Linked DNA regions of Homo sapiens: region 2 is linked to region 1. The links are chromatin contacts, found by Hi-C or POLR2A ChIA-PET in ENCODE. All regions are on one chromosome and are shown on one strand. Each heading gives the region's core, a stretch centred on a gene start or an enhancer-like site at or near the end of the contact. The rest is flanking DNA. Distances are from core to core; before and after follow the strand shown. Region 1 holds the start of KIAA1614-AS1 (KIAA1614 antisense RNA 1). Region 2 has its middle 16 kb from the start of IER5.

Evidence for each region. Hi-C counts contacts between places; a loop is a spot of excess contacts on that map. ChIA-PET counts read pairs that join two places held with the same protein, here RNA polymerase II (POLR2A). Pooled maps may share reads with other maps.
Region 2: a loop to region 1 is called in a pooled map, with 5 times the contacts of the local background. The contact joins the enhancer-like site here to the promoter of KIAA1614-AS1 in region 1. A Hi-C loop is called at or near these places in 6 of 50 pooled maps. POLR2A ChIA-PET finds 5 or more read pairs at or near these places in 4 of 52 experiments (HEK293, K562, T-cell and 1 more).

The regions. Positions count from the first base shown.
Region 1 is chr1:180,953,072-180,957,482 of GRCh38, reverse strand. KIAA1614-AS1 (KIAA1614 antisense RNA 1) reads left to right here and starts at 2,596. Exons shown (of 2, transcript NR_145481.1): 1 at 2,596-2,815. RefSeq lists an enhancer at 2,361-2,966 and a silencer at 3,002-3,541.
Region 2 is chr1:181,102,898-181,107,308 of GRCh38, reverse strand. No RefSeq gene overlaps it. Among named protein-coding and RNA genes, the nearest start is that of IER5, 16 kb to the right of the region's middle. RefSeq lists silencers at 1,490-1,539, 1,800-2,289, 2,310-2,369 and an enhancer at 1,062-1,956. Within about 2 kb of position 2,533, at least 29 of the 41 ENCODE cell types and tissues checked have a DNase peak (open chromatin) inside an H3K27ac peak, as active enhancers do.

The sequences.
Region 1 (4,411 bases), core at 1,347-3,846:
AGAAGCCAGTGTGGGCACGCACTTCCGATTCCAGCCTCTTTGGATGGTGTTTTCTCCCCACCTCCCTTCCCAGCCCACTTGCTCACATACCATCAGATGCTTTCTCCTGGCACAGTAAGATTGGCTGGCCTTCGATGAGGTCAGTAACTCTAAACTTCCTGAAAGTTTTATCTAAACAGTAGCCAATAGTTCTGGCCAATATTTGATGCAAATCTGATGTGTGGGGTAGGTCTTTGACCAAGGCTGTAGGGATGCCGTGAGGAGCAAAACATTTTCATTCAGTTCTCAACCCGACGAGGGAAATACTGTTGAGACCAATTTTACACCTGAAAACTGGGGCATGCAGCAATAAAGAAATTTGTCTAAGGCTACAACTAGTAAGTGGTAGAGACAGAATTGGAGCCCAGGTTGGCCTGGACCATACAAGGCCTCCATGAAGAGAAAACACACTGGCCTGACTTCAGTGGTGGCAAGCAGATGTCTCACTAAGCCATCCCTCTAACATGAGAAGTGGTAACATAAGGCTGAGGAGTGGGGAGAGGGGTCACAAAAGCGGTGCCAGTTAGTGGCAGATTAAAGCACTGAACTAGAAGTACCTGGGATAAAGCATGGATATCAGTTGCCTTGGACTTGACCGCATTTCAAGTCCACTGTAGGGTTCAAGAGATCTACTGGCTCAGGGTTTCACACAGGTCCGCCTTGCTGATAAATGTTTTGGAGCTTTTGTGTATTTGGCTGGAAATAAGCAAAAAGTAAATGAGCCAAACCCCTTACTGTATAAACCCAGAAAAGCCTGGAGACTTAGTCTGGGGAGCTCAGGATGAGAATGAAAATTGTGGCCTCTGAATGCCACTCCCATGGCTGCCAGCACCCCTTGTTCCTGAGTTAACACCAGAGCTGGATGGAGGCTGGTGAGCTTGGGGTCTTGGGGGGCATGGGGTCCTAGAGCTGGCTCTCCTGGGAGCCTTTCTGCTCCTTAGGTAGAGTGGGGCCTCCTGCCTTGGGGCTTCCATTGTAGCCCTGCACGCTGGCCTTTTTTCACAACCAAAGCTGTATCCATCCTGGGGATGAGGGTATCCTAAGGGCAGGACAGGCCCCTCCCCAGTGCCTGGCACTGGGCCAGAACCCTAAGGGCAGCTCCACACTGTGAGTAGGGGCCTGAGCCCAGACTGCAGAAGGACAAGACAAAGGCAGGCCCGGCAGGCAGCCTGGCAGCCACAGGAGAGCTCCGGATACCCTCCAGGACTGGCAGGGCAGCTGTTAAGCCCTGGCTCCATGGGCACATATCAGCGCCAGTCCCCGCAGCCCCTTTCCTCAGGGTCCAGCACTCCGACCTGGCCAACCCACAGCCAGAGAGCGCTGGGCAGAGCTTCTTGCCAAGGAAGGCTCTTGCCATTTCTAAGCAGGTGCTCTGGCTTTGTAGGAAAGAGGGAAACTTCTCTGCGGATATGTGGGGGAGGGAGGGAGAAAGGGGAAGGCCTGTTCATGCAGGTGCAGCAGGGCCTTTTGAGTCGCTCCAGAACTAGTCTGGGGACTTGGGGTGGGAAATGGGTTGGGTAGATGAACTAGGGAAGTCCACTTGTTGCCAGGTAAGTTTAGTGGAGGATAAACAAGCAATTCTACCTAAAGAGTCACAATAAAGAGCCCTTGGTACAAGATCCTATGGGATTTAAGGGGAGGAGCCGAAGTCAGCATGCAGTATCGGGAATGCTTCCAGAGACAGACACCTCTAATATTTTTGAAGGCTGCCACGGGGTTTGTGGGGGGACAGGGAAAAGGCATTCCAGCCAAGGCACATGCATAAAGCATGAGAGAGTAGGTGGGTGCATGGATGGGTGAAGTTGGGGCTAGTGGGATCCAGGAGCCAACAAACAAAGCTCCTGCCAATAATACCCACACAAGAATCCTGTGCCCAGAGGCAGTTTGGAAGACTAAGAAGTCCACAGTCGCATCATTGCCCTCCTCTCCTGGGTCATAGGCCTCTTCTTGGCACACCCGGAAAAGAGGTGGAAACAAACAGCTGCCCAGGACACCTGGGCATCTAGGATGGAGGCCTCTTCCCCACTACCCCAGGGGCCAGGCCATAGCCCTGAGGGTTTCTTCTGCCTCCCCGCAGAACAGAGCCATAACCCACTTTAAATTACAACTCGGTACACACTTGCAGAAGCATTTCTCAAAACCTAACCTACCCTTGGCTTGTATAAAGCACTCTAATTTTTATTTTAATTTAATGTTGGTCTCAACCCACAAAATTGCTTTTATAACCCATGAGTGAATTGTGCCTGCAGTTTGGAAACACTGCCCTGGAAAGGGATCTGCCTGCTCTTCTCCAGCCCCACTTCCCAGAAGAAAAACCAAAATGAGAGCCCCTGCGTCCTGGTGAAGGTCAGTGGCGGGCAGGCCAAGCAGGGCCTCCAGAGCTGCTCGAGGGCCTCCAAGGGAGGTGAGCTGCAGAGGGACCCAGGAGGGTGGAAGGATGCTGGCTGGAAGTCACAGAGGGCCAGGTTCAAATCCTGCCTCCGCTTTTGATTGGCTCCCAGACCTTGGATCTATCTGTGAATTAACCTTTGAGCCTCGGACTCCTCGTGCGTTAGCCTGGTATAATAGTCTCTCTCTCGCAGTGTTGCCGTATGGATTCAGGGTGATTTAATGACCTCAACAGAGCTCTGGAACATTTGCGTAGCTGGCAGGGCAAGGCGAGGGACAGCCCAACGAAGGCAGGTCCTTGAAGTCCTGGTTAACACTGGTTTCCAAAATTCGAGCCGGCCTGCGGTTTTTCCAGCACGCCTGAAAGCTGGGGACACTCATGCACCAGGTACTCATTCCTGCACACCCCGCCCCCGCCCCACGGACATGAGGGTCCATAGGTCGCCCCACTTCCTCCCCATCCCTCCGGCCAGCTCCAGCTCATCCTCCCAGTCTGGCTCGGCGCGCCGCCTCCACATCACCTTTCAGCAAGGCCCGGGACCGTGCGGTGCACCAGTAGGCCCCGTCCGCCTCCCCAGCCGTGCGTTTCTCAAAGGCAGGGTGAGCCCAGCAGTGTGTGTGCGTGTACGCGTGCGCGCGTGTGCTGGGGGCGGGGTTTGCAAAACTCCCGCGAGCCCGCCCTCCCTCCACCCTCAGGCTGCAGGCCCCCGCGGCTCTAACAGCCGGTGCCCTGCTGGACACACCCCGCCTCGCGGAAGCGGCCTTGGCACGAAGGCCCTGGCGACCCCCAGGCAGCGCAACGGGCCGCTCCCCTCTCACCCCCGCCCGCGCGAGGCCCCGCGGGAGGACGCGGACAGAGGCTGTTGGCTGTGCTGCCTGGCCCCACGCCTCCTGTCTGCGCGGCGGGAACACTCCGCGGGCGGCCGCGTGGCCGGGAAGGCGCGGCTGGCGCGGAGTCTGCGGGTGCAGAGCAAGCGGCCGCCCGCTGCCTGCCCTGGCCGGTGGGGACAGCCCGCCCTGCCAGGGAGACTTGGGGGGGCACCGGAGTCGCTGCGAGGTTGCCTCTAGTGGCCTGAGGGCGGGGCGGGCGCGGGGCAGCTGCTGAGGGCACAGTCGCCTCCTGGTCGCAGGGCCCGCGACAGACCCCGATTCTCCCTCCCGGGACACCGGGTGCCAGCTGCGGATATCTCTCGCCGCCGCTGCACCCCGCAGCGACAGAGGGGGGCCCCCGGGAAAGAGGGGAAAACCAGCCGCCGCCCGGGACGCTGGTTCTGCGGGTGGCTTCTGAAAATGCCCCCAAGCCCCGAGGAGACTGAGGTGCCTGAGGCAAAGGGGTGCCACTTTCTGCTCCGTGTAGTCCCAGTGTCAGGGGCCTTCTGTGAACCGCGGGAGGGACATAAGTTAGACACCGGGAATACCCACACCTTTGCATGTGGCTGCTTCGTTTCTGTGCCTGAGCCACTTGGCCCTTGCTGTAGCTTCCTACTCGTTTTACAAAGCCCTGCTTGTGCTCACCTGCCCGGTTGGCGCCCTTGCCAACTACCCGGCCAACCACGAATCACGGCCCCAGGCTGTCCACAGGCTACCCACAGGCTACACCGGCTGCAGCTCCTCTTGCAGCATACCCTGCATCCGGCGCTGTAATGTGTGTGTGCCTCCCCCTGGGCTGGGGCCCCTTGAGGCTGCGGGTCTTTCTTAAGTCCGGGGGCTCTTGCCTGGCCTAGGCCTGGTTCCTGGTTAATAAGCTCTCAGTAAGAAGGTTCTGATGGCCCAGGCACTATGGCTCAGGCCAGCACTTTGGGAGGCTGAGTCGGGCGGATCACATGAGGTCAGGAGTTCGAGACCAGCCTGGCCAACATAGTGAAACCCTGTCTCTACCAAAAATACAAAAATTAGCTAGACATAGTGGCAGGCGCCTGTAGTCCCAGCTACTTGGGAGGCTGGGGAAGGAGAATCACTTGAGCCCAGGAAGCGGAGGTTACAG
Region 2 (4,411 bases), core at 1,284-3,783, 150 kb before region 1:
CTACAAAAAAGGTGGGGAAATATTGGAGAGCAGTATTCATGAGTATTTAGTTTTAAAGAGCTCCCATTTCCACTACTTCATCTCAACCCTTATCGCAACCCTACTTGGTTCCTTTTACCCACTAACTTTAAAACTCAGCCTTTCCCTTTAAAACTCAGGGAAAAAAGCCCTATGCAAATGTAAAGTATTACAGAACATAAGAGCAGATTCACAGGTAGAAGGTCCTCAGGAAATGGTAGATACATTTTCCTTACCTGAGGCATAATTCTACCCTGGAGTTTTTCTTTTTTTTTTTCCCCCTGGAGAAAAGGGAAGATAAAAGCTGACTTTGTTGGACAGAAAAGAAACAGAAGATGGATACATTAAAAATGTAAGTGCTTACAATTTGCAGCATACATGAAACTCTGCCCACTTCACTTAAATATGTCCACCAAAACCTCAGCCCCCTCCAGCCTCTGGCAAGGGAGTCCTAGCTGGGGTTCTGGGAGATGGCAGCAGAACCTTGGTGAGATGGCCTTGGGCTTGACTTTGCAGAGCTAAAAAGGAAAGACGTTCAAACAATGAAAAGTCCTCCCACCGGATTCCACCTTCTGTTGGCCACTTCCTTCCTTCCCTCCTTTTTCCTTCCCTTCCTGCGGGAGCTACTCTGCCCCACCTTCCTTCCTGGAGAGGAGGACCTACCCTTTCCTCTCTAGGGCTGGTGCCAAAGGGATGAACAATGTGATTGCTGGGGGGGCGGGTAGGGGTGCAGGGAGTCAAGAAGTGGGAAGAAGCAGCCGGTGTTCGAAACAAACCAGAGTAACCAAGCAGAGATGGAGGGAGAGAGATGTTTAGTCCTCAAGGTGCATTTCAGGAGTCTTTGACCAGTTCCCAGAAATTTCCTTCATTTAAGCTTCCAAGCAAAGAGACTGCTAATGGCAGCAACGGCAGTAGAATCCCCAAAGCCTCATCAAGGTGCCCAAATAATGTGACCTCAAGGTGACAGAAAAAAGGATGGCGTCAGTGAGGTAAAAGGGGCACTCAATCTAGGTAGCCATTTGCAATCTCCCTTCTGCTGTCCCACAGCCCAGAGAGAAAAGAAAAAGTGGAAAGGAAACCGTGAAAAGAGGCAGAGACATCAAGAGAGTTTCTGGAAGAGTCTTGAAAAGGGCAAGGACAGAAAGAAGATGCCAATAGGAAGGGGAGAGGACAATACAAAAGGTAATGTGGAGCTGAAAATAGGAGAGGGGAGAGTCGCCCTTCCATCAAATGTAATGATAAAGCTACCAAAGGAGACCAGAGAGTGGCGGAGGGGGAAGGTCAAATGGAGGCGTTCGTGAAGGCAGAGCTTTGGAGAGAGGGCCAAACGTGAGATGGCGAGCACACAAAAAAGGCGCTCCAGGAGGCAGTTGAGGGGGCTGGAACGAAGTGAGAGAGAAGAAGGAAGAAATCAAAGGGTTCATCGAGGGAAGGGGGCGCCTAGGAAACACGCCCGGGAGGGCCCCGCTTTGTCTGGCGTGGGCGGCGGCGGGGGCAGCACGTGCAGCCGGGAGCGCGCTGAGCCGCCAGGCTCCGAGCCGAAGAGCGCCGAGAGGAGACACGACGCGCGGGGGCGGCCCCAGCCCCTCAGACCAGCGAGACCTCTCGCCGGCGGGCCCAGCGCTGCAGAAGGGGCGCATTGTTATGTCCCAGGTCGCAGCAGATTGCCGCTGTCCTGCAATACTCTCGCATCCTGGCACCGCGCCACTGGCACGGCCCGGGGGCTGGAAATAACTGCGCCGTTCCCATGACGACGAGGAAGCTCCCCCCGCCCCCGCCCCGCCCCGCCCCGCCCGCTGAGCTCCGCCCACCGGTACCCGCCGCGGCCGCCTCCCCACAACGGAGCTCCCCCGGTCACCCTGGCAACGGCGGCCGCGGCGCGCGGGAGGTGACTCTAAAAGCGGCGGGCCCCGCCCCCGCCCTCCAGCCCGCAGCGCCGCGCCGCGCGCCCAGCCCCCGCCTGGGCCTGCTCTCGGGCGGGACCTCACTGGGGCAGCCGCGGGCGCCGGCGCAGGAAGCCTCCCTTCCCCCTCGGCCCGCCGGGCCCGGAAAGGCGGGAGCTGGGAGGAAGCTTCGCGGCGGCCGAGGCTGCGGGAGAGGACGAGCGCGCCCCATTTTCTCCGCGGAGCCGCCCCCAGCCCTCCTGACCTCCGCGCCCCTTTAAATCCTCCGCGGGTCTCCCCGCCCTTCCTGCTGGGATGGGAGGAGACCTTAGCGGACGGTGCTCTGCCTGTGCGGCCAGATGAAAGGGGGACTGGGAAAATGAAGCCAGCTCTTGCCGGTGGGCTGGGGGCGGCAGGAATCCGGAGCTCTGGCCGCTGGCGGCACTGGGCTTGAGGGAAGCGGCGGCACGGGAGGCGTCCTCGGGAGCCGGGGTCTCACGGTCCAGGGAACGCCCCCGCCGCCGGCTTGCTAGCGAGGCATCCCGTGAACAAAGAGGCCTGCTTCACCCTACTGGGGCGATCGCCCCCCGGAGGGAAGGGTTTCCACCTTGCACGGCACTCGCGCGTTTTGTCTGTTGGTTGTGGTGAGGAGGGTGTATTGCAGATCCAAAAGGAGCCTCTCGGCCTCCCAGGGTGTCTGGGTCAGAATTGAGACGTTCTGGGCGAGGAGGTGTTGGGAGGGGAGTAGGAGGTCGGAAGGAGAGAGGCCGACCCAGTTAGCTCTGTTCACACCGTCCCTCTCTAGGAGCGGAGCCTACACCTGACTTGTTTGGAATGTGAGCTTTTGCAGGGGACAGAGGCCCTGGCACGTAGAAAGTTCTAAACTGTCTGGTGAATTGCTGCAATTAAAACCAGAGCGGCTCCTTCAGTTGTCCTGGGTGGGCAGGGCATCCCAAAGAAACACAGAAAGTATGCAGGGTCCTTTGAAAATAGTGCCCATATCAAACAAAATATTAATACTTCGCATTTGTAAAGTCCTTTCCTCTAAGAATGTTGTCTCGTTCCATATATATTTTCCACTCCATAAAATTCTAGAGCACAAAGAAAGGATTCATATGGGAGCGAATAGAACAAGTAAAGACGGTCAGCTGTGGTCACAGTGGAGGAACTGAAGAGTTTAGACTTCACCAGCTCTTAGAGCCCTGTTTTCTTTGAAGTGGTTACAACCGAGTACTTTGGTGTGGCCTAAAGAGTTTGAAGGTATACAGTTAAAGGACCTGGAAATAAGATTGGGCTGGCCATTGGGGCCTTGCTTTTCTCATCTGTGAGATGATAGTTGTGAAAATGAGATTAGACTGTATGAAATATTCTTCGTAAGCCATAGGATATGTTATACAAATGCTTTAGTTATTGAAACATCTATAAATTGGTATACAAGTCATGATTACTGTAGTTGCAATACGGAGTTGGTGGGGTGCTTCAGATTTGCAAGCTGTAGGAGGTGGGAACAGGACTGAAGGGCTATGTGCTGATGAATCTCCTTCAGCATTGCTGTGGAATGGATATGCTTCCCCAAAATTCATATGTGTTGAAGCTCTAACCCCTAATGTGACTATATCTGGAAATAGGGTCTTTAGGAGCTCGCTCTCTCCTCTGCCATGTGAGGGTACAGCAAGAAGGCGGCCATCTGCAAGCCAGAAACAAAGCCCTCAACAGAACCTGACCATGCTGGCACCCTGATCTCAGATTTCCAGGCTCCGGAACTATGAGAAATACATTTTTTTGCTTAAACCACTCTGTGATATTTTGTTATGGCAGCCAGAGCAGACTAAGACAAATATGTCTTCGCTTGGAGCTAAGCGCCCCTCCTACCACCTCCACCACCTGGCGTTTTGTTCAGCACTTCCACAGTTGTCTCATTTTTAATTTGTAACCGTGTAAGTTGGAATTGGCAAGATTTATTTTAAAATGAAGAAGCTAAGAAACAAAAAGATTAAAAGGCCTGCTGAAAGTCACACAGATTGTGAATGACTGAACTAGAACTAGAGTCTCCCCAGACAACATCTAGTCCCTAGCATCTGCCAGGTTCTGGGCTAGATTCGAGGGATAAGGAGATGAATATGATTTAGAGGTGGAGAGGGTACAGTCTGGTCAAGCAAAGAAACGTGAACAAATCATTACATCAAGTAGAAAAGTCTGCAAGGATTCATTGGCCCAGCAGGTAAATGGGAAGGGTGGCCCAGGCAGGGGAAGACTGGGAAAACATGGCTTTGGGGGAGCCACAAGTGCTGCTGAGGATAGGGTACAGTACAGAGAAGGAAGGGGCAGAGATGTCCCAGATGCCATTGGAGATTCAGCTTTGCTTTCACTTTCCCAAGGACTCATGGCCTCCCTAGGGCCCTGGCCAAAGGGGAGACCTGAACTTAGAGATCAAGGCTAAGAGTCCTTAAGGACCTAATGTGCCTAAGGAAAAGCAATAGTAAACTCTTCCATTAGTTTTATGTTGACCC